2 separate regions of the Homo sapiens genome follow, and region 2 is linked to region 1. The links are chromatin loops, found by intact Hi-C in ENCODE. Cell type or tissue: endothelial cell of umbilical vein. All regions are shown on one strand. Each heading gives the region's core, and the rest is flanking DNA. Links, peaks and the distances in the headings are about the cores only. Region 1 overlaps LOC105370150 (a long non-coding RNA gene). Region 2 has its middle 41 kb from the start of RXFP2.

What was found. A loop is a pair of places that touch in the nucleus more often than their neighbours do. Peaks named below come from ENCODE experiments on the same cell type or tissue, not always from the same donor. Only the 100,000 strongest peaks of a DNase experiment are listed, where the experiment ranks them.
Region 2: it touches region 1 in a loop (11-fold over the local background); 4 of 110 quality-filtered maps call a loop at or near these places.

Annotation. Positions count from the first base shown.
Region 1 is chr13:31,426,116-31,438,866 of GRCh38, reverse strand. It overlaps LOC105370150 (a long non-coding RNA gene), which reads right to left. Exons shown (of 6, transcript XR_941830.1): 2 at 1,081-1,148. Among named protein-coding and RNA genes, the nearest start is that of B3GLCT, 230 kb to the right of the region's middle. In endothelial cell of umbilical vein, for the core only: a CTCF peak has its summit at 7,064 (motif pointing left); no DNase peak of the experiment used is centred there; H3K27me3 peaks cover 715 bases.
Region 2 is chr13:31,692,175-31,704,925 of GRCh38, reverse strand. No RefSeq gene overlaps it. Among named protein-coding and RNA genes, the nearest start is that of RXFP2, 41 kb to the left of the region's middle. In endothelial cell of umbilical vein, for the core only: a CTCF peak has its summit at 5,089 (motif pointing right); a DNase peak (open chromatin) is centred at 5,125.

The DNA.
Region 1 (12,751 bases), core at 2,659-10,658:
ACTCATAGCTTATGCTAAGGCAAATTTACACCCCAGAGGTTAGTGAAATAATCCCAAATCTGCTTCTTCTTATCAGCTGCGTGACTTGGGTTTGTTATTTCTTCCCATGGGTGCCAGGCTCCGCTGTAAGGAGCAGCAACATCACTATTATCCTGTTGTCCACCCCTCTCCACCTCCTCGAACCTTGGGGGCCTGGCTTGACAACTGGAGCAAGAACCCATTGGATAGAGGGAAAACCTTTTATATTTGGGGAAGAAGCAATATATATCATAACCCAACAAGTACAGTTCATGTGTAGAACTATAATAATGGCTGATATAGGAAAGATACGTTTTGTTAATCATTTTAATTGCCTCTTTAGCAACAAGGCTCTTGAATATTCAGTGGCCAATAAGCCAAATGTTTTAGTCAAATACCTGAAGATTATACTAACACATGGCAGCTGGCTTAATGTGCTGACCAGAAGGGACGAGGACCCTGATTGGTTTTTCTATTAGGGCAGTTTTAGACCTGGGAGCTGAAAGCACTGGGGGAAGTGACTGTAAAGAGATATAACACGTGACATCGTAGAGAGAAGGGGTGGCCCATGCGGACTAGGAGCCTGTGGTCCAGGATGTGAACAACCATGTACTGAACAGTGCTTACAAGCAAAAGGACCTAACAGCAATCATTAGAAAAGCTGCCTTCATTAGATCACTAAATGTTCTGAGAGGCAGCTATGCTCAACTCCTCAGGAATTCATTTAGCTGGTGTAGCCTCAGGCCACACTTTCTTTATGAGAAGCAGGCAAATAACTGTGATTCAAATTGATAGCAGGGAATTTACAAAGCACTAATCACAAAAACACAAACACATTTCAGGAGCACAATTGTGTCTGTGAGCCTTCAGCACACAAGCTATTCAATCTGTATCTACATCTGAGTCTGTAACTATGAACTGAGCACTAGATACTTATATTCCCAAGGGCTAATTATGATCAAATGGTCCATTTAATCTACTCTGTCTCATAAGACAAGGAAATGTACACTTTAGAAAGCTTCCCATTAAAAATAAATTACAAAATTTAAAAGGTTAACTAACCTTTAGGTATCTGGGTAAACTTGGCCATCCAGAAACTCTTATTCCCAAGCACTCTGGATTGGGGAATCCTTTAAATAAAACAACATGTAGATTGATTTGGATTATACGTAAATATTGTTTCCTTTTTAAAAATTATGTACCATGTTTCATTTTTTTAACCTATCCATATACCATGAGTGTACATTTTGATGGTCAGTTGAGTTTTTGAACTTGGCATAAATTTCATCTTCTTTTTTTAATGAAACTCTTTTCCTTGTTTTAGTCTCTTTCTTCTCTTTCTCTGTCCCTTTCCTTTCAGAAGCTGTATTCACAGTGATGACAAAATGACGATCTGCTGAATGTTCTTTATTACAATCCACAATATGCTTATTGTTTCCCTGAGAAGAAAAATAAGAGAATCCCCAGTATGAGGGGAGACTGTCCCCAAAAAGGGTCTCAGCCATTTTCTGCTGCTCTCTAAACTCCAATCCTGGAATTTGAGCTTGAAGAGGTCATACACATCCTACCTTTCTTATTTTGTAGGTAAGGAAATTATGACCCCCAAATGTACCTTCCTCCAACATCACACTGCTGGCTAGCAGCAGTAAGGCGTCATATCATTTTCCCTAGCTGTTGTCCAGTGCTTGTCCCATTACGTAAACATGTTTCCCTCCACTTCCTTTCTTACTGATGATAATGTCCACTTAAGGCTATCATTTGCTTATTTTGGAAGATGGGACTAAAGTGGGTGATGGGAGGAGAGCTATATGGATATTGCTTGTCTGTTTTCTGTAATATGATGAAAGGGTGTGAACATTTCAAATAAAATAATTATACTGTTAGCAGCAGTAAATCCATATGGGTTTGCAGCAGTCTCAATTCTTGTCTCCTCAGAAGAAAGAATTCGACCGAGAGGCATAAGGCAGAGGAAAAGACCGAGGCAAGTTTTAGAGCAGGTGTGAAAGTGTATTAAAAGCTTTCAAGCAGGAAAAAAAAAGGAAAGAAAGTATACTTGTAAGAGGGCCAAGCAGTCAACTTGAAGGACAAGTGTGTGGTTTGACCTTTGACTTGTGATCAAAAGACCTCCTCTGCTGTCTTGCATTCCTTCTTCCCTAATTCTTCCCTTGGCTGTGGGCTGTTTGACGAGCAGTGACCTACTGGCAGTTGGGAGGTGAGCAAGTGCAGTGTGTTTACGGAGTTGTACACATGCTCACTTGAGGCATTCTTCCCGTACCAGTCAAATGTCAATGGAACATCATAGACCAGTTAAACTCCGTCATTTTACCTCTTAATGCACATGCTGGAGCCCACTGCCCAACTCCTGAGATCTTATCAGGAAACTGCTGATCACTAGTTTCAGGTTTTTTTCTATCATAGGAAAACTGCCTTTCCCTGGCACTGACTGTGACAAATTATTATTTTAGAGAGACAATTAACAACAGCCAGACCATCACCTGATGTCGCCTGACATTCCTGGGGCAGGGTGGGAGAGCCCTCTCCTGTCTTGCTCATGCCAGACTAGCTACTTACTATAACAATACCTCCTCGAGGAAAAAGCCCCCAAATAAATATAAGGTATTAATAAGAACCAGAGAGGGTTTGATTGATCACAGCATGAATTAATATCTAGATATGAAATGCAGAAATACATGCATTCAGAAATAATCTCCTTTCCTTCCAGAACACTCAGATTGACCAGGAACAGAATTTAAACATCTACAGTCTCTCTGTGGCTATGATTATAATTATGAACATTCCCAACAGTGTTGTAGATATGTAAGTGATATACTGAGGAATTTCTTTTTCAGAAAGTATATAAAGGCATCTATCATAGTTTTTTCTTCAGATCTGAAACAATTAGTAGACACGCACAGGTTATTTTTTTTCCCATCCCGTGAGCCAGGATGCCAGGGCATATATCTGGTCAGCCACATCTCAGGGGTTCTGCTTCAATTTTCCCAGGTTTTCTTCTGTGTCCCCCAGTGGTCCCTGGAAGCTCCCCACCTCTTGGCAAGAATACAACATTGCCAGGAAGGTGCCAGGGCGGTTGGTTAATCATTGGTCCAAAGAACTTCCTGCAGCTTGCAGGGATCTTCCCCATCGAAACCCTCCAAGGTAGGTAACAAACTCCTGCAATTGACATGCAATGCAAGTCAGGGCCAGCCAAAATTACAACCCGGCAAGAGTCACTTCTAGCATATTCTATGCCCTTTGCCCCATGGTGACTTAGTGATTTTCAGTATTCCCACTTTTATAGAGCAAGTTTTAAGGGGTCTGTGAAGTTACTTTAGCTAAATTAGATATTATAAGTAAAAATTAGTGGTTCAACTCAAAACATGTTTGTATGAAAGAAATAACTGAGCAGTAATTTGGGCATAGAAAGAAACTTAAGAACTATCTACATTCACACCAAAATCCACATAGAAAGGCCTGCCTAAATGCAAAAATACTTTTGGGCTTATGAAAAAACTGAGGTGGAAAAAAAAAAGCTTTTCTCAGGAGAAAGACAGCATTAGTTATTTTTTAAAAGGCAATTTTGCTAAGTTGAAAATCCATGAAGTCAATGAACTATCACTTTCTGAGTTCAAAAAGTGAGACTTTTACTTGCTTAATTATCCTTGCACTCAGTGCCTTTAGACTAAAAATGATGATTTTTTAACACTTAAAAAATCCACTTCTTTCTCAAAGACCTAAATCTTTGCATCTCCTCTTCATGCCGTCTATAAGTACTTAAAATTTTTTTATTTCCTTTTCCAAAAGCCTTAAAGAAAATAAAGATCTAACAATTAGGGTCTTAAGTTAAAATCTGATAATTTTTTTATTCATCAAATTTCTGCATCCCTAACTGCAGCAAATTGAGCGTCTTCAATAACTCTGAACAGCTTTTGACAATTTGAGAGAAAAGGTTGCTGATTAATCTACTGAGTCATTGACTTGGACTGGGCGACACTAGGAACTTGAGGAAGACGTGACATTGATAAGTCCGGGAGGTAACATTGATAAGGCCAGGAGGCAGGGAAATACCGGGTAGAAGAGGGCAGAGTTCCTGACGAGGGCTCCACCCTTAAACCTAGACCCGTGGCCCAAAGTGAGAACTATCCCTGTTTTCCTGGCCAAATGTTGCCTTTTGGCCCATCCCGTCCCCTATTCTGTACCCATGAGAACCCCAGACCCCAGACTCAGCAGTCATACACACAGAAGAGAGAAGTGTCTGAACATCAAGAGGAGAAGAAACAGCTGGATGTCGGAGACTGTGGTCGGAGAGGAGTTCAGCTAGGGATGGCTGGACTCCAGGGGAAGATTGTCTTCCCACTCCACCCGCTTTCCAGTTCCCCTTTCTGCTGAGAGCCACTTCCACCACTCAATAAAGTCCTCCACATTCACCACCCTTCAATTATTTCTTGTAACCTGATTCTTTCTCAATACCAGACAAGAACTAGGGTACCAAGAGGGCAGGGTATAAAAGGCTGTCCCTGCTGACCCTTCGCTGAGCTGGTTAATACTTAGCTGTCCAGACTGCACCCAGAGCAGCAATCCTGCCCACCCCCCACACGCCCTTCACTATCTAAATAAGTATCTTCCCATTTTTCAACAAATATTTGTTGATCAATTATTATATACCAGGCACTGTTTAAGCTTCCCACCTTCACAGAATGCACATTTAAATAGGGGGGAGAGAGAGAGTGTGACAATGATATCTCATTACCTCCAGAGTTCAGCGCTACAAGTAAAAAGAAAATAAGATGTTGTAAAGACAGAGTGACTCTTCACTGGGTATCAAAAGGGCTAATGAGGGAAGGCCCCTCGGGCTGTTTCAGATCCCGTGCTGGCTGCCTTTCCTCTGCTGTGCCACAGCTCAGAAGCCAGGTCTGAATTCCTGTCACAAGAAACCGAACAGCTTTTTTAAAGAATATTGTGAAATATGCAAGAATATGCGAGCGTGTACACTTAGCATGTAAACACTGGAGAACAAAAGAAAGCTGAAAAATAAATATCTATTTTAACAAAACTGTTTGGTGAAGTTTTTAAAAATCGCTCCAAAATATAAGGGTCTTGATTTTGCCCCCTTTCACCCTAAGGGCCAGGAAGGCAGCTAAAAAGTTACCAGGGGAGGTTTGTCAGATGTTCAAAATCTCCAGAATAATGCTACCATCCCCTTCTGCCCCTGAAAGACACAGAGTCCTGGGAAGAGACAAGATGGGTGTAGTTTAAGGGGAAAGGGTGTCAGAGGGACCATTAGAGACTTGGCAGGATCCAGTTACAGCCTCACCTGGAGACCACATTGTCTCCCCCTTTGGACTTCTGAAAACTCCAGAGAGCTACAGCTCCCAAAGAAGGAAAGGGTGTTTCCTTTTGTTATTGGAGTCAGATGATGAAAATGTGTTTCTAATTTGTTCCAACCATTGCTGTGTTTCCAATCCTATGTTATGCTTGATATTGATTTTTTGTAATCCTTATTTTTTTCCTTTTTGATGCTAAGCAACTGAAAAAGGGAAACATAGTATTAATCACACAAGCTTACTGAGCTGATCCCACTGTTTATGACGTCTCCTTCCTAAGTCCCTGTAAAATCTTGGCAGGGTGGCAGGAGGGAGGTTGAGGCAATGTTCAGCAACCCACGTATAGGCCCACCAAGTCACTTTCCCGTTGCAATGATCTGGATTATACAGGGCATTTCACAGACCTTCATGAGGTCCTTTGTCACATAATCCTGTCCCTCATTCAGGACAGAGTTGCTAAAAAGGAGGGATTTCTCGTTTTTAGTTTCATCATTCGTGTTAATAGATCGTATTGGCTTTTAACAGAAGAAATAAAGCAGAGTAGATTTTAAAAGTACTTCTGTCTGAACCTTTCTTATTTATACCATTTTTGGACTTTCATGGTAATTGTTTTTGTGTCTCATTTTCTTTTTTTCCTACAAACCTTAAACATTTTTACCTTAACTGAAACATCTTAAGAATACATTCAAAGTGTTTTGTTGAGCCTATGTATGTTGCTAATGCAGATTAAAATTCTGCACAAAATAATACAATTGCTTATCAGTCTGGACAATGACGTAGGTCAACAGTTTCTGCCTCTTAATGGCCACGGAAACCATTTTTCCAAAAAGAATCTCATATGGGGTACCAATACATAAAAGGATAACATTTGGATGTTCTCACTGAAACAAGGACTGAAAGGTCAAATGTCCTCTCTCTCTTCCATCTTTCCCTGGCCCCCATCCTTTCACACTCACACACCACACAGGCCTCCCCCACACATGAGAGATACACACACACCACATGCCGACCAGCATCCTGGCTTGGAGGTACACAATTTTTGAGCCACACCTCTCAAGGAGCCTCATTCCCTCTAGTGTCATAAGACCACGTTGTATCGGTGGCCACACTGGATATCCTGAATATGATTATCTTTTCAGCATGCCCACCACTAGACTTCTGCATATTCGTCTTCAAAGACCATCCAAGAAATTTAAAAGGCAATGCATTTAACTCGTGTTTATTTCTCCTTGCCCTTTTATGAAAACTGAAATAAAGATAAATTATTGTAATAAAGTTGCTTTGGAAGAAAATTAGAGATATCACCTGGTGCTGCTCTCAGGCTTAAGTTTATCTGTTAATGTGTTAAACAAATATTCACTGAACTCCTACAGGCAAGACAGTTAATTGTCTAAGCCAAACAGATTAAGGCAGCATGGTTAAATGGAAAGCATATGATCTTTCTGTGTTATCCCACAGGCCTCAGTTTCTTCATCTGTAAATTGGGGATAATGATGCCTAACTTTCAATGTGTTTGCGAAGCTCAACGGGATAAAGCATACGAAAATATCTATTCTAGCACTTGGCCCAAAGCATACTAAATTTCCCTTGGGGTGGGGTGGGTGGGGTGTTGTAACAAGTTTTCTGTGCTGGAACCACAGGGTGGAGAGTAAAGCCTGCCATCTAGTGGCCAAAGTGACAGCTGCACTTCACGTTCCTGTAGGGTTGAGTCTCAGGGGTTCCCAAATTTGGATCTGCATCAGAATCACCTGCAGAACTAGATCCCTCTCCTGGAGATTCTGATGCTAGAGGTCCAGGCCTTAGCTTGGGAATATCTAGTTTTAAGAACTCTCCCAAATGACAGTATGTCACCTGCCGATCGTAAGTTGTTTGACATCACTAACCTGAGGTTTCAGGCAGGAGAGGCTAGTAATTGAGAAAGGTTATTTTAAGCTCTTCATAACAAGGGATCTTGTGCCTGCAGGATTGCAAACACAAGAAAGCACTTTATTAAAGTGTCAATTTCCAGGCATGCAAAGCCAAGCAAACCAAGCTAAGAATGATCCCATGAAGAAAAAGCAGTAACTTTTGCTCCTTCTATATAGTATATATACTTAAGATTGAGGTAAGCCTACAAAGAAACACCACACTTACCTTCTCCTCATAATTATTCCCTGAGAGACCTGGAAAACCCATTATAGCATTTCCACACGTTTGACAAGCATTCATCCAAAAAATATTAATTTCGCACCAGGTATGTTCCAAGAGCAATGTTTGTACTTGAGAATATCAGTTGCATAAGATTGATTCAGTGCATTCTCTTACAGATCTTATGGGCTACTTAGGAGATGAGCAGGTAATAGAGCCATTGAAATAGAATCTGCAGTGTGAAGACATAGAGTGTGGAAGGTATGGAAGCACAGGGAAAGCCATCTGTATGAGTTTCCTGTTGCTACTGCAACAGATTGCTACAAATTGAGTGGCTTAAAACAACACAAATGGATTATTTTATAGTTCTGGAGTTTAGAAGTCCAAAATGGGTTTTACAAGGCTAAATCAAGGAGTGCGCAGAGCCGTGTTCCTGTGGACACTCTATGGAAGAATATGTTTTCTTGCCTTTTCCGGCTTCTGGAGCATCCACAGTCACATCGCCTCTGATTCTGACTCTCTTGACTCCCTCTTATTGGGATCCTTGTGATCACACTGCTCATCTCCATCACCTAAGATTATTTCCTCATCTCAGTATTCTTAACTTAATAGCATCTGCGACGTCCTGTGGCCACACAAGGTCATATATCCACAGGTACAGGGCATTAATGACATGGACATTTTGGGGAGCCAGTACTCTGCCTCTCACACCTTCTCATCCAGACTTGGGGAATCAGGGAGGCTTCCTACAGGAAAAAAACTTCTGAACTGAAACGTAACTGATAAAATATTATATTTCCAGAAAATGTGGGAAAAGTGAAGGAGGAGGGTCAGTCACAGTGAAAAGAAGACTTCCTAAACAGAGGAAAATGGAGATGACTCAGAGCTAAACCAAAGAAAGTGCTTTAGCTGGAAATAAACCCAAGCATTTACAGTCAATTGATTTTCAACAAAGGCACCAAGAACACACAATGGGGAGAATCTCTTCAATAAATGGAGTTGGAAAAACTGGATATCCACATGCAGAAGAATGAAAATGGGCCATCATTTCACACCATATACAAAAATCAACTCAAGATGGATTAATGGCCTGGAGGCGGTGGCTCATGCCTGTAATCTCAGCACTTTGGGACGCCAAGGCAGGTGGATCACGAGGTCAGGAGATCGAGACCAGCCTAGCTAACACAGTGAAACCCCATCTCTACTACAAAAAATTAGCCGGGCGTGGTGGCACATGCCTGTAATCCCAGCTACTTGGGAGATCGAGGCAGGAGAATCGCTTGAACCTGGGAGGCGGAGGTTGCAGTGAGCCAAGATCGCACCCGTGCACTCTAGCCTGGGCAACAGAGCGAGACTCTGTCTCAAAAAAAATCCACAAAAAACAAAAAACAAACCAACAAAAAAAAGGTGGATTAATGACTGGAATTTAAGACCAAGACCTGAAACTATAAAACTACAAGAAGAAAACATAAGAGGAAAACAACATGAGCTTTTTCTGGGCAATAATTTTTTGGATATGACCCCAAAAGCACAGGCAACAAAAGTGAAAATAGACAACAGGATTACCTCAAACTATAAAGCTTCCACGCAGCAAAGAAAACAAGTAATAGAGTGAAGAGATGTCCTATATATTGCCAGTCGTATGTTTGATAAGGGGTTAATATCCAAAATATACAAGAAACTCAAATACATCAACAGCAAGAAAATAAATAACTTGATTATAAAATGAGCAAGGACCTGAATAGACATTTCTCAAAAGAAGACATACAAATAGTCAACAGGTATATGAGAAAATGCTCAGCATCACTAATTATCAGAGAAATGAAAATTAAAACCACAATGAGATATCACCTCACACCTGTTAGGATGGCTATTATCAAAAAGATAAAGGATATCAACTGTTGGCGAGGATATGGAGAAAAGGGAACCTTTGCACACTGTTGATGGGAACATAAATTAGTAGAGCCATCATGGAAAACAGTATAGAGGGTCCTCAAAAAACTAAAAATAGAACTACCATATGACCTAGAATCCCACTGCTGGATATAGACCAAAAGAAAGGAAATTAGTTTATCAAAGAGCTATCTGCACTTCCATGCTTACTGCAGCACTATTCACAATAGCCAAGATACAGAATCGATTTAAATGTCTATCAATGGATGAATAGAAAAAGAGAGTGTTGTATATATACACAATGGAATACTATTTGGCCATAAAAAGAATGATATCCTGTCATTTTCAGCAACATGGACGAGCCTAGAAAACAATACGTTAAGTTAAAAAAGCCAGTTACAGAAAGATAAATATTCCATATTCTCACCCAGATGTGAGAGCTAAAAAAAAAAAAGTTGATCTCATGGAGGTAGAGAATAGAGTAACGTTTACCAAAGGCTGGGAAGGGTAATGGGGAGGAATGAAAAGAGGTTGGTTAATGGGTGCAAAAATACAGTTAGAAGAAACAAATCCTAATGTTTGATAGCACAGTAGGGAGACTATAGTTATCAACAGTTTACTGTATATTTTTAAATAGCTAGAAGAGAAGATTTGAAATGTTCTCAGCATAAAGAAATGATTCATGTTTGAAGTGATGGACATCTCAATTACCCTGATTTGATCATTATATGTTATATGTTTATACCAAAATACCACATGTGCCCCATGAATACTTACAATTATTATGTAGCAATAAAAAAGCAAGTCAGGTGGCTCATGCCTGTAATCCCAGCACTTTCAGAGGCTGAGGTGGGTGGATCACCTGAGGTCAGGAGGTCAAGACCAGCCTGGCCAACATGGTGAAACCCCACCTCTACTAAAAATATAAAAATAAGCCGGGCATGGTGGCAGGTGCCTGTAATCCCAGCTACTAGGGAGGCTGAGGCAGGAGAATTGCTTGAACCCAGGAGGCAGAGGTTGCAGTGAGCTGAGATTGTGCCACTGCACTCCAGCCTGGGCTACAGAGTGAGACTCCTCTCAAAAAAAAAAAAAAAAAAAAAATTCAAGTCACTACAACACAGTCCTATTTTTATCTTTTTCTAAAAAAAATGAAGGCTATTAGTGAAAAAAGGATCAAATTACAATAAGGTCTTTAATAATATTATACCAGTATTAATGTCTTGTTTTTAATTATTGTACTATGGTTTTACAAGATGTTCCCATTAGGGGAAGCTGGTTGAAGAATATAAAGGAACTGTACTATTTTTACAACTTTTTTGTAGGTCTAAATTAGTTCAAAATAAAACAGATCTAAAACTTTGGGGAAAAAATTAAAAATAAAAACTTCATAATAGTATAAGTGGGGGGAAGTGTATTTAGGAAGGAGATTAGAGGGAGATGAATATTAAACAAGAAAAATTATTTTTCATAAAATGAAATGTTTCCTTTGGAATAAATAATGCTTTTTTGTTTAAATAAAGTGTTTTATGGCTGTGTGGTGGGTTGGGGAGGGAGGAAATGAGAAGGCCCTAAAAAGTAACCAGAGGTCAGTTCATGGGGAACAATGTCAACAGCTGCATTACGGCCTATGGGATTTATCCTAAGGGTAGAGGGGAGCAACTAAAGAACTTTAAGTAGGAACATAATTTTACTCTGGTGTGAAGTGAAGCTTAGAAAAGGGCATGGCTGGAGGCCATTGGAGAAATCCAGATGAGAGATGACAGCTGCCTGAACTAAGGGCTCTACGGTAATGGCACAGGTTCATAGTGCAAAGCTCCTTCACCTACCAGCTGTGTGATCCTCTCCAAAGTACTTAACTTTTCTATACCGCAGCCTCCTTATCTGTAAAAGTGGGAATAATGCTAGCACTCACCGGATCTTACCCAATTGTATTGGAGGGTTGTATGAGGAAACACATTTAAAGAATTTATTACAGGGCCTGATACATAATAAAGGTCCAATAAAATTTAGCAGTTGCAATTTAATGGTAATTTCAGCAGGAAAAAGGGGAACTGTGGGATTTGAGATATGCTTAGGAGAAACAAGTAATAAAACTAGAGACAGGTTGTTAACAATAGGATGAGGTCAACCAGGAAGCCCAAGCTAGAGCTCTGGTGTTGGGGTGGGCAGCTGGCCCAGTGATGCTGCAGATGATGGTGGCTTAGAACACAGAAGAGCCTGGGTGTGGGTGTGGGTGTGTGTTGGAGGGCAGGGAATGATTGCTTCTGTTTTTGACACACTGTTGGTGAGAGTGATTCTGAGATGCCTAAGAGAAGAGACCCAAGAGACATTGGTTGGATGTGTTTAGAAAGATTTGAGCTGGAGATGTCTACTTGAGAGTCATTAATGGAATCCAAGACAGTGAAAGAAATCACCCTGGAGCACATAGAGAGTGAGGAAAGGAGGACCTAGGACAGAACCCTGGAAAACATGGATGAAGAGGCCACTTTCCCTCTCATGCCATTTATCACTTTATTGTAGTTATTTGTTTAATGTCTCTGCCACATAAATCCATTAGACTGCAAGCTCCCTGAGGGCAGTCACTGTGTCTAACTTGCTCACCATGTATCTCCAAAGAGTAACATCTAGCTGGCACACACCTCACTCAATAAATATCTCCAGTTCAATGATTAAATGATAGGCACCCTTTAAAGCCACAAAAAGAATAATAAGTATAATATATAGGTCTTTGAAAGTTTGTGCATGAAGACAATTAGTCTTGAGCAATAGCAAATGGTATTAGAGAGTTTATAATGTTGGGGTGTATAAGAAGTTGGTAAGTAAAGGCAGAAGAATTACTCTAAAATGAACCATGAGGGAAGAATTGCTAGAATCTGGTTATTGTATGATGATGATGATGATGATGATGAGGATGAGGATGAGGATGATGATGATATGCAAAAAATGAGACTTATGGAATGATACTGTCATTAAGAATAGGACAAATGGTCACCTATATCCCTGGGTGATTCAAGCACAATCTTTAGTAGAGGTCTGTTTCTGGCTCAGTAGTCCTGGGGTGATTGCAGCCCCACACAGGCATCCTAGGCCAATATCTAAGATACTCCCTTTTGTGTATTTACACATTCATTTCACAAATATTCATTGAGCATGCCAGGACACAGAAATGCGTGAGACATCATATTGCCTGTGTCTAAGAAATTAACTTATCAGTGTGATAGAAAGAAATGTAAACAAATTAACAAGCTATAATATTGGTTTTATAATCTGGATATGGGGCACTATATCAAAAGTTCTTAATCAAACTCAATAATGACCTTTATGTTGCTAAATGAAATAGTTCTATGTCCTCATCTTACTTGCCCCATCAACACCGTCTGACACAGTTGATT
Region 2 (12,751 bases), core at 1,557-9,556, 270 kb before region 1:
GGTAAATGAATAAACCCAGGAGTATATGTATAATGTATATTATCTCTTCTGTCATCTATAAAAATGCTGATGTGTTTTCCATCACATATTTAAATTCCAGTCACCCATGAAGCCAACCCAAGCCCCACCTCCTTCATAAAATCTTCTAGGACTTTCCCCAGGTCTCATGATCTCCTTCTTTTCTGAAATCCTATAGCATTTTTATTCAGTGAAATATTATTTATCACCTATTATGTAGCAAGTATTTTATCAAGCACTGGGGCAGCAGGGAAATAGTAAGACTAATTAGGGGAGAAATAGTAAAAACAACAGTAAAACTGACTAGTTCTTATTTGCTGAGAATTGTTATAAATTCTTTGAAATTCACTAACTCTGATTTCTCACAACATGATGAGGTAAATACCATTATTATTTCCATTTTAGATAAGAGCAAATAGAGACATAGACAGGTTAAGACATTTACTAAAAGTCATAGGACTAGTAGGTGGTAGAATCAGATTCAAAACCAACTATCCCTGATTCTAAACTCTTAACCATCTAAGTCATACAGCTGCTTTTTGCTTCAATTTCCTCATCTCAGAAAAAAGCCTAATACTTTACATTTGCCCTAATTTATAGGGTTTTATAAGATTCAAATAAGAGAATAGATTTAGAAATACTTAAAAAATTGAATCTGCTGTAGTAATGCAAAGTAATAATAATATCTATGAATTGTTTCCTGTGGACTAACTCATTCAATTCTCAAAACAACTCCATGGTAGCTCTTCAAATAATGCCCTAATTTATGATGGGGAAACTGGGATACAGATAGTTCATATCACTGCTGAGAATACCAACCCAGGGAGTCTGACCCCAAAAGCCGTGCTCTAATTTCTAAACTCTGCTGCCTCATTTTTGAACTTTGTTCTGTGACCAGTACATGGGGTCAGGCTGGCTGGGTGTCCATGGTAGTCGGGGAGGATGATGCTGAGGTTAGGATGAACTTCAGGGAGGGTGATATTCCTCTCCTGGCCTCATGGTTATCCTGGTCCCTGAGGCTGTACCAGTGAGCTCAGACCCTGGAGTGGATACCACCCCACAGCCTTCCAGCAAAATGACTGGGTAGCAGAGCCCTGCCATGAGATCCCCCGCTGAGTAAGCACCTGACCTTCACAAGGTATCTGCAGTGATGGGCAGGGTCCCCTTAACCAAAAGCAAGCACAACCCACCTTTCCCCTGGGAAAAGCCCAGAATATGTGGTTCCTGTAATTCTTGGTGACCTCAGTGTGAACATTTTCTGTGAACGCAACCCATTGCCTCCAGAAAAGTCCTTTCCATTTTTGCTTCTCTCTCATTTTTAGGGAGTATTTCTTTAAATTGAACTTGCAGATTGCTTAAATGGAACTTTTTTAGACGGGTTCAAGATCTGCCTTTTCTACTACTCCTAATAAATCTGGGTTTGGTTTAGCATCTACATACTTGGTTGCTCTGGCCAAAAATCTCATTGTTTGATTACTCATGCTGGGAGCTAGGTGTGATGGGAGGGGGTTACCTACTGATGTGGCAGCATCCCACCCCCACCTCCCCCGCCGCTCACAGCACACTACGTTTCTGTATTGGAAAATAAAAATTAGCATTCACAAGTTTAATATTCTGAATTTGGTAATGAGGCTGGTTTAATTTTGCTGATCCACCATTTCTCCAAATTATTTGACATCAGGACTCTTACTGTAAGAGCAGGGTATCTGTTAACTCACGCAGAGCCAGTGTTCAAGAGAATACATTTTGGGAAATTTTGTCAAGCAGGTGTATAATTGGAATTCTAACTAAGTACTAAAATAACAGATGCTGTTCTTCAGGTTCTAATCTCACAGAAAAATAAGATCAATACTTCCTCCAAGTAGATTCCATTTAACCTTGTTTTTAGTTCACACAGGGCAAAAACATGGCAGAGAGCATTCTAGGCAAATTCGGAGTTATTAAAATGTAACATCTTGGTGGCTCGAGGAAGGAAAATATTCTGTTGATGTGATGTATAATTTTTATATAATAATTCATTTAATCACTTTTCAGGCTCTATGAAAATGAGATCTTAGAAATCATCTAGTTCAACTCATTTCACAACAGAGAAACCCAAGGCCCTAGAAAAATAATAGATTCTGTCCCTGATCACACAGGTAGTTAGCAAGAGGGGACTAGAATCCCAAACTCCTAATTCCATAGTTCCATTCTCATTCAATGAATAGTTGGATTCCAACTGAAATAGGAGCTTGAATGATACACTTTATAAACCAAATAGACGTATATGTGACTTATGCTCAACATTTCAGTAGGCATAATGGAAAGCATATTTTCACTGTGATCTCTGGGTCTTTTTGAAGTTTGTTATCTCGAGGGTTGCACAAATATGAGAGGTTCTTTTCAGATATCATAAAATACCATTAGAATGCTACAAACAAGAAAATTCAGACATTAATGGCAGAAATACTGTTCCTCTATGAAGCAGAGTTTATTTTCCACTTAGTCTCTGTTTCATATAAATATGAAAAATATTCTCTATAAAATTTATCTGAGAAGGAGATTCACAGGTTTCATACATCGAATGAGAGAATTTCCATCTGCTAATGGAGTTGTTAATAGTTCCAACAAAAATATTGACATATAGCATAAAAATTTATTGTCCCTAAACATGTCCTATAAGACCCAAAATAAAACTTTATATCACATTTTATTGCACATCTCTTTTACTTTCTTCCTTTACTTTGATACAAGTGAAAAGAACATTAAAATTTCTTTTGTATTCAACCCCAAGTATATTAAATTATTATTTCCTTAGATCATTTATGTCTTTAAAAATTCTTTCCATACCAGTATGATAGGAAGTAGAGCAAAGGAAACCAGTACATAAATGGAAACCACCGATGTTTACCCAGGGTGGCATTGAGCACCTTTCCAAGTATCAGGTGGTGTTTTCAACTGTGAAAAGAGAAATAATATCTAAGTCATCAACTTCTTCATAAAGACAATTTGGAAGGAGTTCATAGGTAAATTAACATCACAAAAGGGCTATCTTTAACTTAGGTATACTCAAAAAATCAGAACAAATTTTGTACTTGCAAGATAGTGAAAATAATTTTAAATAGGAATTTTCTAAAGTGAAATAATTTCCTTAGATATTTGAGAACTGTTGTGTATTGATTTAAGAGTTCACGATTAATTCTTAGGTAATTCTTCTGCATACCAATGTGATATTTTTACTGGAAAATATTTCTCACGAATTTTCAGAATTAAATTAGTTCCCCCAGTTAATTAAGAACCTTTAGAAAAATTGCCTTAAATTTATCTGTCTGTTTGTAGAACCACCACCTATTTAGTTGTAGTAGAGCCTGGGTGGGGGATGTCCGACTTTTATTGTTGTGAGCTCTTTTTAGAATGTAACACATCTTCTTTTTCTTTGGTTCTGTGATTTAATAGCCCCAGATAAGTTTCATCAAGCATCATTTCACATTCATATTTGGAACAAAGTTGATTGGCTGGTTGCATTAGGTGCAGAGAAGCAAGCCATGGACTTAATTATTCATGCATTCTTTCATTCAAATATTTGTCAAGGTTAAGTCTGTCCCAGGCACTCTTAAAGGCACTAGGGATATAAAGATATAAGACACTCAAGGAGTTAATAGTATAATGAAGTAGAAGTAATGATTAAACAGTATATGAAGTATCACAAGATGGATCATGAGGAATACTCTAGGAGAATGTAGGAGAGATACCTAACCCAAGTTTGAGGTTCAAGAAGGACAAAGAATGAGCAGGAATAACACAGGTAAAGATGGGGAGGGGAAGAGCGTTCTAGCAGTAGGAGCAACATGAGCAAGGGCCTAGGTGTGCATCCCATAAGGCTTGGTCTGGCTGGGCTTGAATCTGAGTAGGAGTAGAAGGAGACAAGCCTAGGAGGTGAGTAGTGGTGGGTCCTGAAGAGTCATACATGTCCCTTGAGGAATTTGGACTTTATGCTGAGGTCAAAAAAAAAACAAACCCATCAAGGGTTTAGGTAGAGAATAACACAATCAAATTGATATTTCAGAAAGTGGACTGGCAGCAATGAAGGGAATAAATTCTCAAGGGTCCAGGATGTCGGAAGTTGCTATGGTTTGGATGTGGTTTGTTCCTCCCCAAGAACTCGTGTTAAAATTTGGTCTGCAATGTGGTATTGAGATGTGATGGGACCTCTAAGACATGTTTGGGTCACAGGGGCTCTGCCTTTATAAAGGAATTAATGTTGTTCTTACAGGAGTGAGTTAGATCTCATGGGAGGGGTGTAGTTATCATGACAGTGGGTTGTTACAAAAGTGAGTTGGAATTCGGCTTCCTTGGCTTGCTCGGCTTCCTCTTCCACCAGGTGATACCTCCTGCCATGTTATAAAGCAGCATGAGGCCCTCACCAGATGTTGGCACCATGCTCTTGGATTTTTAGCCTCCAGAACTGTGAGACAAAATAAACCTCTTTCTTATATAAAGTATCCAGTGTGTGGTGTTCTAACAGCAGAAAATGAACTAAGGTAGCAGGTAAGTCAGTGAAGGGGCAGTTGCAATGGTCCTGGAGACAAAGGACAGTGTCCTGAACCAAACGGCACTGCCACATCAGTGAGGCCTACAGTCTTGTAATCAAGTGACAATCAAACATAGGAGACACAGTGACAGCATGATGGGGAGAATGAGGCTGTTTGTGTACACATCATTTCCACACAACTTGGAAATAATGTTTGCATAAAACCATGCATTTCTTTGTCTGATATGTTCTCTATCTTGTTCTTGGACAGAAATCTCAAAAAAAATACCAGACCACACAGTTTTACATCAGATATGTGCAAACCGAATTTCAAAGCTCTGACTTAAAGCTTGTAAAAATAACTGAGGGCCAATGCTGTAAAACTCATTAGCATAGGTGAAGCTGGAGACTGTTAGCCTCATAACCAAGCTCTGAAGCCAGCAATTAATCCTTTTAAACTCCCTCTTTCAATAAAAAGAGAAGGTTGCTCTCTGAAATGGCAGGTTTCTGAAGCCAAGAGTACGTCTCCCCATTGTTTGCCTCGGCTCTGGATCCAGACCCTTAAGACCACTAGGTGACACTGTGGAATGTGGTCATTGCATTGAGCTATTTTCACAGGCGAGAAAATGAAGTCAGCTTTTGATTCCCCTAAAATTTCATTTAAATAAGAAAAGCCACTTGCTTCTCAACCACTTTTCCCAATTCAGTTATTTCCAACTTGGTAAAATAGCTCATGTTTACAAAAAAAAAAAAAAAAAAAAAAAAGCACTAGGAAGGATAATTATTTTTTGTGAATTAAATCTGTCTTAGAACACTGCTACTTCCAAATTAATACATTTTGTAAGAATGTTTGTTTAGGAAGTTTCCTTAAGCAGAGGGATGCTAGCAGTAATAAGACCCATTCCATCACCATCAAAAAAGAACAAACAAAACAAAAGTATTAAACTGTTTTTGCTATTAACACTGTCTTCTGACTTTATACTCTGGGTTTGCTGTTTCAGTTTGTTTTTTCCTCGTCCCATAAGATATATGAATAGTTTACTTACATCTGGGAATTAGTTCTTTCTTCCACCACTGGGACCTGTGCATTTATTTTTTTCTTCTCTTTTTCTTATTTTCCTAACTTCTACTTCTGCTCTATTGAGTAGTTATATATTCATCCATTTCTTTATTTATTCATTGATACATACTCTAAAGATTTATGGTTGCACTGCTATTCTTATGAAGAAGATATTTGTGTAGCAAGAAACAGACATGTTTGTGCTTTCTCCCTTGAGGGACATATAACATTCCCTCTTTTAAAGTTATGTTTTCCAGGTTACCTTGTCTTTCTGGGTATTTGATGAAACAAACACACATTTCTCTTCTTTTTAATTTGCCTCTTTATGTACCTGTATACACATTTTCCTCTATAATGACTTCAGCAACTTGAACATCTTATTTCCATCAGGGTATGGTTACCTCTTTGCTATACCTCTTACAAATTATACATTAAAATCAGGTTTTTACTTTTACTGTCAAATGTACTTCCTTCCCTCAGTTTAGCATCAAACCAACTAGGCATTCTTAGGTTACTTTTCTTTCCGCTGTCTCCTTTAAGAAAGATTCCTTGCTTTGTTATTTCAAACAATTACAGGTTTTTGTTTTATAGAACAATAGAACTAGAAAGTTATCTTTCCCACCTCATTTTATTCAGGTCATTAAAAAAAGTGTGAATCCCTGCCCAGAGCCCGGTTTTATCTGAGCCATGTACAATGAACGCTGAGTTCCATTCTCTTGCAGATAGATCTTCAACTCCCTAGACCCAGAGGACTCTACATGGGCAGCGTGTGCTTCTATCATCAGCTCTCAGTGGTCTGTAGAGCTGGCAAGGACCCCTCAGCTGCTAGACCCAAAAGCATATTTCTTCATTTCAGTAACCATGAGAGTAACTTTTGTGCAACCTACCTCTCCAGGGGAATCTAGTTGCAGAACAGTTCACTTCCAGCTGGGTTTCCTGGATTCCTGGGATTTATCTTTCTTTCAAGCTCCTGCCCCTCATGAGAGCCCCACTCTCTGAACACTGGCCTTTCTGCATTTTCAAAGACTTATGCACATTACCTCATTTAATGTTAACTATAACCAGATGAAATATCATTTTCTGTTTTTGACAAACATGCAAACAGACAGAGAGATTCAAGACCATTTTTCTAAAGGTTCTTAGTTAATTAGGAAAACTAGAATTTGAATATAAGTAACCAAACCCCACATTTTTCTCATTGTATCATATTAGCTCCAACTCTTAAACCATCTGAAGCCCATTTGCTCCTCTTAATCACCACTGTAACTAGACCTGCTCTGTCCAAGATGGTAGCCACTAACTACATGTAGTGACTGAGCACTTTAAATGTGGCTAGTTCTAACAGAAATGTGCTGTATGTGCAAAACACAACCAGATTGCAAAAAACAGTACAAAAATAATTAAAATATCTCAACTATAACTTAAAAATATTTGTTATATGTTGAAATGGTAATATTTTGAATACATTGAGTTAAAATATATCATGAAAATTAATTTAACCTCGTTTCACTTTTTAAAATGTGGCTAATAGAAAATCTAAAATTTCATAAATAATATATTGGACAGTGCTAATCAAGACCATTTGTACATAGCTGTATAATCACAAGAATTCACATTTTATCTTTCTTCATTTAAAGACCATCAAATCTTCATAAGAAAGATAACACAATGTATACATAACACAAATCTGTTAACACTAAATAAAGACAAAGTGGAATATTTGAAAGGTTCTAATCCAAAACATCTTCCCAGACAACCTGCATGGATGTCTTACTGTTAGACTCATTCCTCTGAAATAATGTATCCAAGAGCTACCATTCAAGTGAAAATTTCTTTGCTATGAGTCATTATGGCAAAAGATTAAAGATCAGCAGTTCAAATTATCTTCTAAAGGGTATTGTGCATGTGGTTTTGATCTGGGAAGAAATGAGAAATGCTGCAAGCTCAGGTACTGACAATGGAATAAAATGAATACTTGGCAATTGTCGATAATCAAATAAACAAAATAGAACATTTTTTGGTGTCATTTTAGAGAAGATTCAAGCATGACATGGAACTACCTTTATGGTTATCTCTACACTGCTAATTAATGACTATTATCTTTGAATTGGTTTAACATAATCCAGAAATTTATATTGCTTGGTGCAACGTAGATAGATCCTTAAGTGGGATGTGTCTATGCATTTCAGATGCCTCAAATTATATAAAATCAATGTTTTGAAGGTTGTCCAAGTATTTTCGTTTTCATGAGGAAGATTTGGAATGGTTGATTTATATATCATTGGTGGATCCTCTCCATTGCTGTTCAGCAAGTTGGCATCATTGTCCCAAATAACAGAAATTGTGAGGCAGAGAGAAGAACTGCAGAGGAATATAGCAGTAGCTTTGTAGTTAAAAGCTGGTTAAATTGTCATGTTTCCATAAGTAGGTAAGAAATCAAAGACAGATTAAAATTTTTTTTTTCAAAACAGGAAAAAGAGAAAGACATCTAATAGTCAGTAGTCAAATCACTTATTTATTAAGAGAAATCTAGAAGTTTGATAAAGAGTTAGGTTATACAATCACAAAGTATAAATTTAGTCAACATTCAAGCCTCTAGAAATACTCTGTGAAGGGGGGAGAGCCATGCCACAGAACATTCTAATGGTGACCCTCACAGAGACATGAGTGGCACAGCTACAGACGTGGTACAGATCTGAAAAACCATCATCATTGGAGGACTGGGCAGGCTGTCTGTGAGCATTTCTAACAGGCATAGTGACTGCTGCTTTTGTGGTGATATTTATGTTGATCTGAATTTTTGAATAGTTCTGGTTTTGTGCAATTTTACTGAATGTGAGTCAATGAATGTATAATTAAATGTGATTTAATATTAGGATTTAATAAAATGCTTCACAATGAAATAATTATTTTCTAGATATTGTGACCACATTTTTGGTTTATTTCTATAAAAGAAAATCCTTCCAGTCCCTACCGTCTGTATAGTGACTAGCCTGGAAGGATCTCCCCTACTGCAACCCCCAGAGGATCAAAAGATAGCCACTCTATGTGTTTTGATTAGAAAATTTAATTCATTTAGGTTTAAGTAATTATTGATAGGTGAGGACTTACTGATGCCATTTTGATATTTTTTTTCTGACTGTTTTGTTGTATTTTTGTTTGTTTCCTCTCTCTTGCTGTCTTCCTTTGTGGTTTGATGTTTTCTGTTGTGGTGGTATGCTCTGATTCCTTTCTCTTAATATTTTTATTATCTACTACAGGTTTTATTCTTGGTGATTACCACAAAAATTACATAAAATATATTATAGCCAGCCAGGCATGGTGGCTCATACCTGTAATCCCAGCACTTTGGGAGGCCAAGGTGGGTGGATCACTTGAGGTCAGGAGTTTCACGTAATGTGTGTCTCGTAAGTCCTATAAGACTTCTTTACTCTTTTTTTATTCCTTTTTAAAAACCGTTCCTCTGATTGGATAACTTCAAAAGACCTGTCTTCATGGCACACACCTGTAGTCCCAGCTACTCGGGAAGCTGAGGCAGGGGAATTGCTTGAACCCGGGAGGCGGAGGTTGCAGTGAGCCGAGATTGCGCCACTGCACTCCAGCCTGGCGACAGAGCAAGACTCCGTCAAAAACAAACAAACAAACAAAAAAATACACACAAACATAAAAACCTGTCTTCAAGTTAATTGATTCTTTCTTCTGCTCAATCTAGTATGCTGTTGAAGTTCTCTATTGAACTCCTTAGTTTAATCATTATTCTTTATCTCTAGAATTTCTGTTTTTAATAAATGGATTTTTTTTGTTGAACTTCTAGATTTGTTCATGTATTTTCCTAATTTTGTTTAGTTGTCTATCAATTTTTTCTTGTTTACAGAACTCCTTGTAGAGGATTATTCTGAATTCTTTGTCAGTCAGTTAACAGATCTTTGTTTCTTTAGAATCAGTCATTTGAGCTTTATTAGTTTCATTTGATGGTGTATTGTTTCCCTGATTTTTTATGATCCTTGTATCCTTGCACTGGTGTTTGCACATCTGAGGAAGCAGCTACCTCTTCTAGCCTTTATGGGTTCACTTTGGCAGGGATAGACCTCCGTCAGTTAGTCCATCCTGGGGTTCTTGGTAGGCCAGCTCTTAGTATATGTAGGCAGGTGGAGCTTGCTGTAAGATTCTTTAGGTGGGTGGGGCTCCTCCCCATGCTTTGAGGTGAGATGGGTTCTGGCTGGGCTTCAAGCTAAGGCAGGGCTACTGTTTGGCTCCCTAGTTGGGTGGAACCTCTGACTAGACTTTGCAGTCAGGAAGAGTCCTTCACAGGGATCGACAATCCTTGTCTGAGTGCATTGCACGCTGTGCTCCTTGGCTGGGTGGTGCCATTGGTTGGACTCTACAATTGGTTGGAAAGGTAGGCTGGGTTCCACAAATGCTCTTGGTCAGGTGGGGCTCCAGGCTGTGCACCATGGCTGGCTTCTGCCAGTGGCTGAACTGTGCATTCAGGCAAGGTTGCAGCCTGGGCTCCACAAACAGAGACTCAGGCTACAGCCTTCTGTTGAGTGAAGTCACTGGGTAAGTTTCTTATTTTTGATGATTTTGACAGTTTTGAGAATTACCGATCAGGTATTGTGTATAAGGCCCTCAATTGAAATCTTTCACACATTTTTAATGATTAAAAATGTAGTCAGGGAGAGTGACATCAGTAAAATGACAAAGTAGAAGTAATTGGAATCCACTCTTCCCCACAGAAAGCCAGTCAACAACTATTCAGCGGCAGTAATATTACCCAGAGTATCTGAGAGCTTAAAACCGGGGCTGTGATGATCCCTCGGGCACAGAGCAAAGACAAATCAGGAGCAGATCATAAGGAAGATGAGTCTTTTTAACCACAATGCCCTTTCCCCAAGCTGGTAAAGTATTACATGTGAAAAAGAACTCATGGTTTTTATAACGGAAAAAGTGAGTTAGAGCTACTATTCACAATAGGCAAAATATGGAATCAACCTAAGTGTCCATCAATGGATGAATGGATTAAAAAATGTGGTTTATACGAATGTCCATCAATGATAGACTGGATTAAGAAAATGTGGCACATATACACCATGGAATAAATCATTCTACTATATAGGCATATGCACATGTATGTTTATTGTGGCACTGTTCACAATAGCAAAGACTTGGAACCAACCCAAATGCTCATCAATGATAGACTGGATAAAGAAAATGTGGCACATATTCACCATGGAATACTATGCAGCCTAAAAAAGGATGAGTTCATGTCCTTTGCAGGGCCATGGATGAAGCTGGAAACCATCATTCTCAGCAAAATAACACAAGAACAGAAAACCAAACACCACATGTTCTCATTCATAAGTGGGAGTTGAACAATGAGAACACATGCACGTGTACCACAGAATTTAAAGTATAATAATAAAAAAAAGTTTCTATGTCTACTTTGGAAACAAATACTTTCTCAGGTATGTGTTTTGTAAATATTACTCCTATTGTATATTTTCTTATTCTCTTAACAACTTCTTTCATAGAGCAGGATACTTTAATTTTAATGGAATTCTGTTGTGGTGGTATGCTCTGATTCTTTTCTCTTAATATTTTTATTATCTACTACAGGTTTTATTCTTGGTGATTACCATGAAAATTACATAAAATATATTACAGCCAGCCAGGCACAGTAGTTCACACCTGTAATCTCAGCACTTTGGGAGGCCAAGGTGGGTGGATCACTTGAGGTCAGGAGTTTCACATAATGGTGTCTCATAAGTCCTATAAGACTTCTTTACTCTTTTTTATTCCTTTTTAAAAACCATTCCTCTGATTGGATAATTTCAAAAGACCTGTCTTAGAACTAACCCAAATGCCCATCAATGACACACTGGATAAAGAAAGTGTGGAACATATACACCATGGAATACTATGCAGCCATAAAAAAGGATGAGTTCATGTCCTTTGCAGGGACATGGATGAAGCTGGAAACCATCATTCTCAGCAAAGTAGCACAAGATCAGAAAACCAAACACTGCATGTTCTCACTCATAAATGGGAGTTGAACAATGAGAACACAGGGACACAGGTTGGGGAACATCACACACTGGGGCCTGTCAGGGGGTGGAGGGCTAGGAGAGGGATAACATTAGGAGAAATACCTAATGTAGGTGACAGGTTGATGGGTGCAGCAAACCACCATGGCACATGTATACGTATGTAACAAAGCTGCATGTTCTGCACATGTACCCCAGAACTTAAAGTATAATAAAAAAATGTGGTTTATATACACAAAGGGGTACTATTCAGCCATAAAGAAGAATGAAGGAAAGTAGGGGCGACTCACAACCAAAGGAGCCCAAAAAGACATGACAAATAAATGTGATGTGATATCTGGGATGGAATCCTGCAACAGAAAAATGAAGTTAGGAAAAAATTTTCTCCCATTCTGTAGGTTGCCTGTTCACTCTGATGATAGTTTATTTTGCTGTGCAGAAGCTCTTTAGTTTAATTAGATCCCATTTGTCAATTTTGGCTTTTGTTGCTATTGCTTTTGGTGTTTTAGTCATGAAGTCTTTGCCCATGCCTATGTCCTGAATGGTATTGCCTAGGTTTTCTTCTATGGTTTTTATAGTTTTAGGTTTAACGTTTAAGTCTTTAATCATACTGAGTTAATTTTTGTATAAGGTGTGAGGAAGGGGTCCCGTTTTTGTTTTCTTATTGAGAGTTTTTAGCATGAAGCGGTGTTGAATTTTATCAAAGGCCTTTTCTGCATCTATTCAAATAATCATGTGGTTTTTGTCATTGGTTCTGTTTATGTGATAGATTATATTTATTGATTTGCATATGTTGAACAAGCCTTGCATCCCAGGGATGAAGCTGACTTGATTGTGGTGGATAAGCTTTTTGATGTGCTGCTGAATTCAGTTTGCCAGTACTTTATTGAGGGTTTTTGCATTGATGTTCGTCAGGGATATTGGCCTGAAATATTTTGTTATTGTGTCCTGCCAGGTTTTGGTATCAGGATGACACTGGCCTCATAAAATGAGTTAGGGAGGATTCCTTCTTTATCTATTGTTTGTAATAGTTTCAGAATGAATGGTACCAGCTCCTCTTTGTACCTCTGGTAGGATTTGGCTGTGAATCCATCTGGTCCTGGGCGTTTTTTGGTTGGT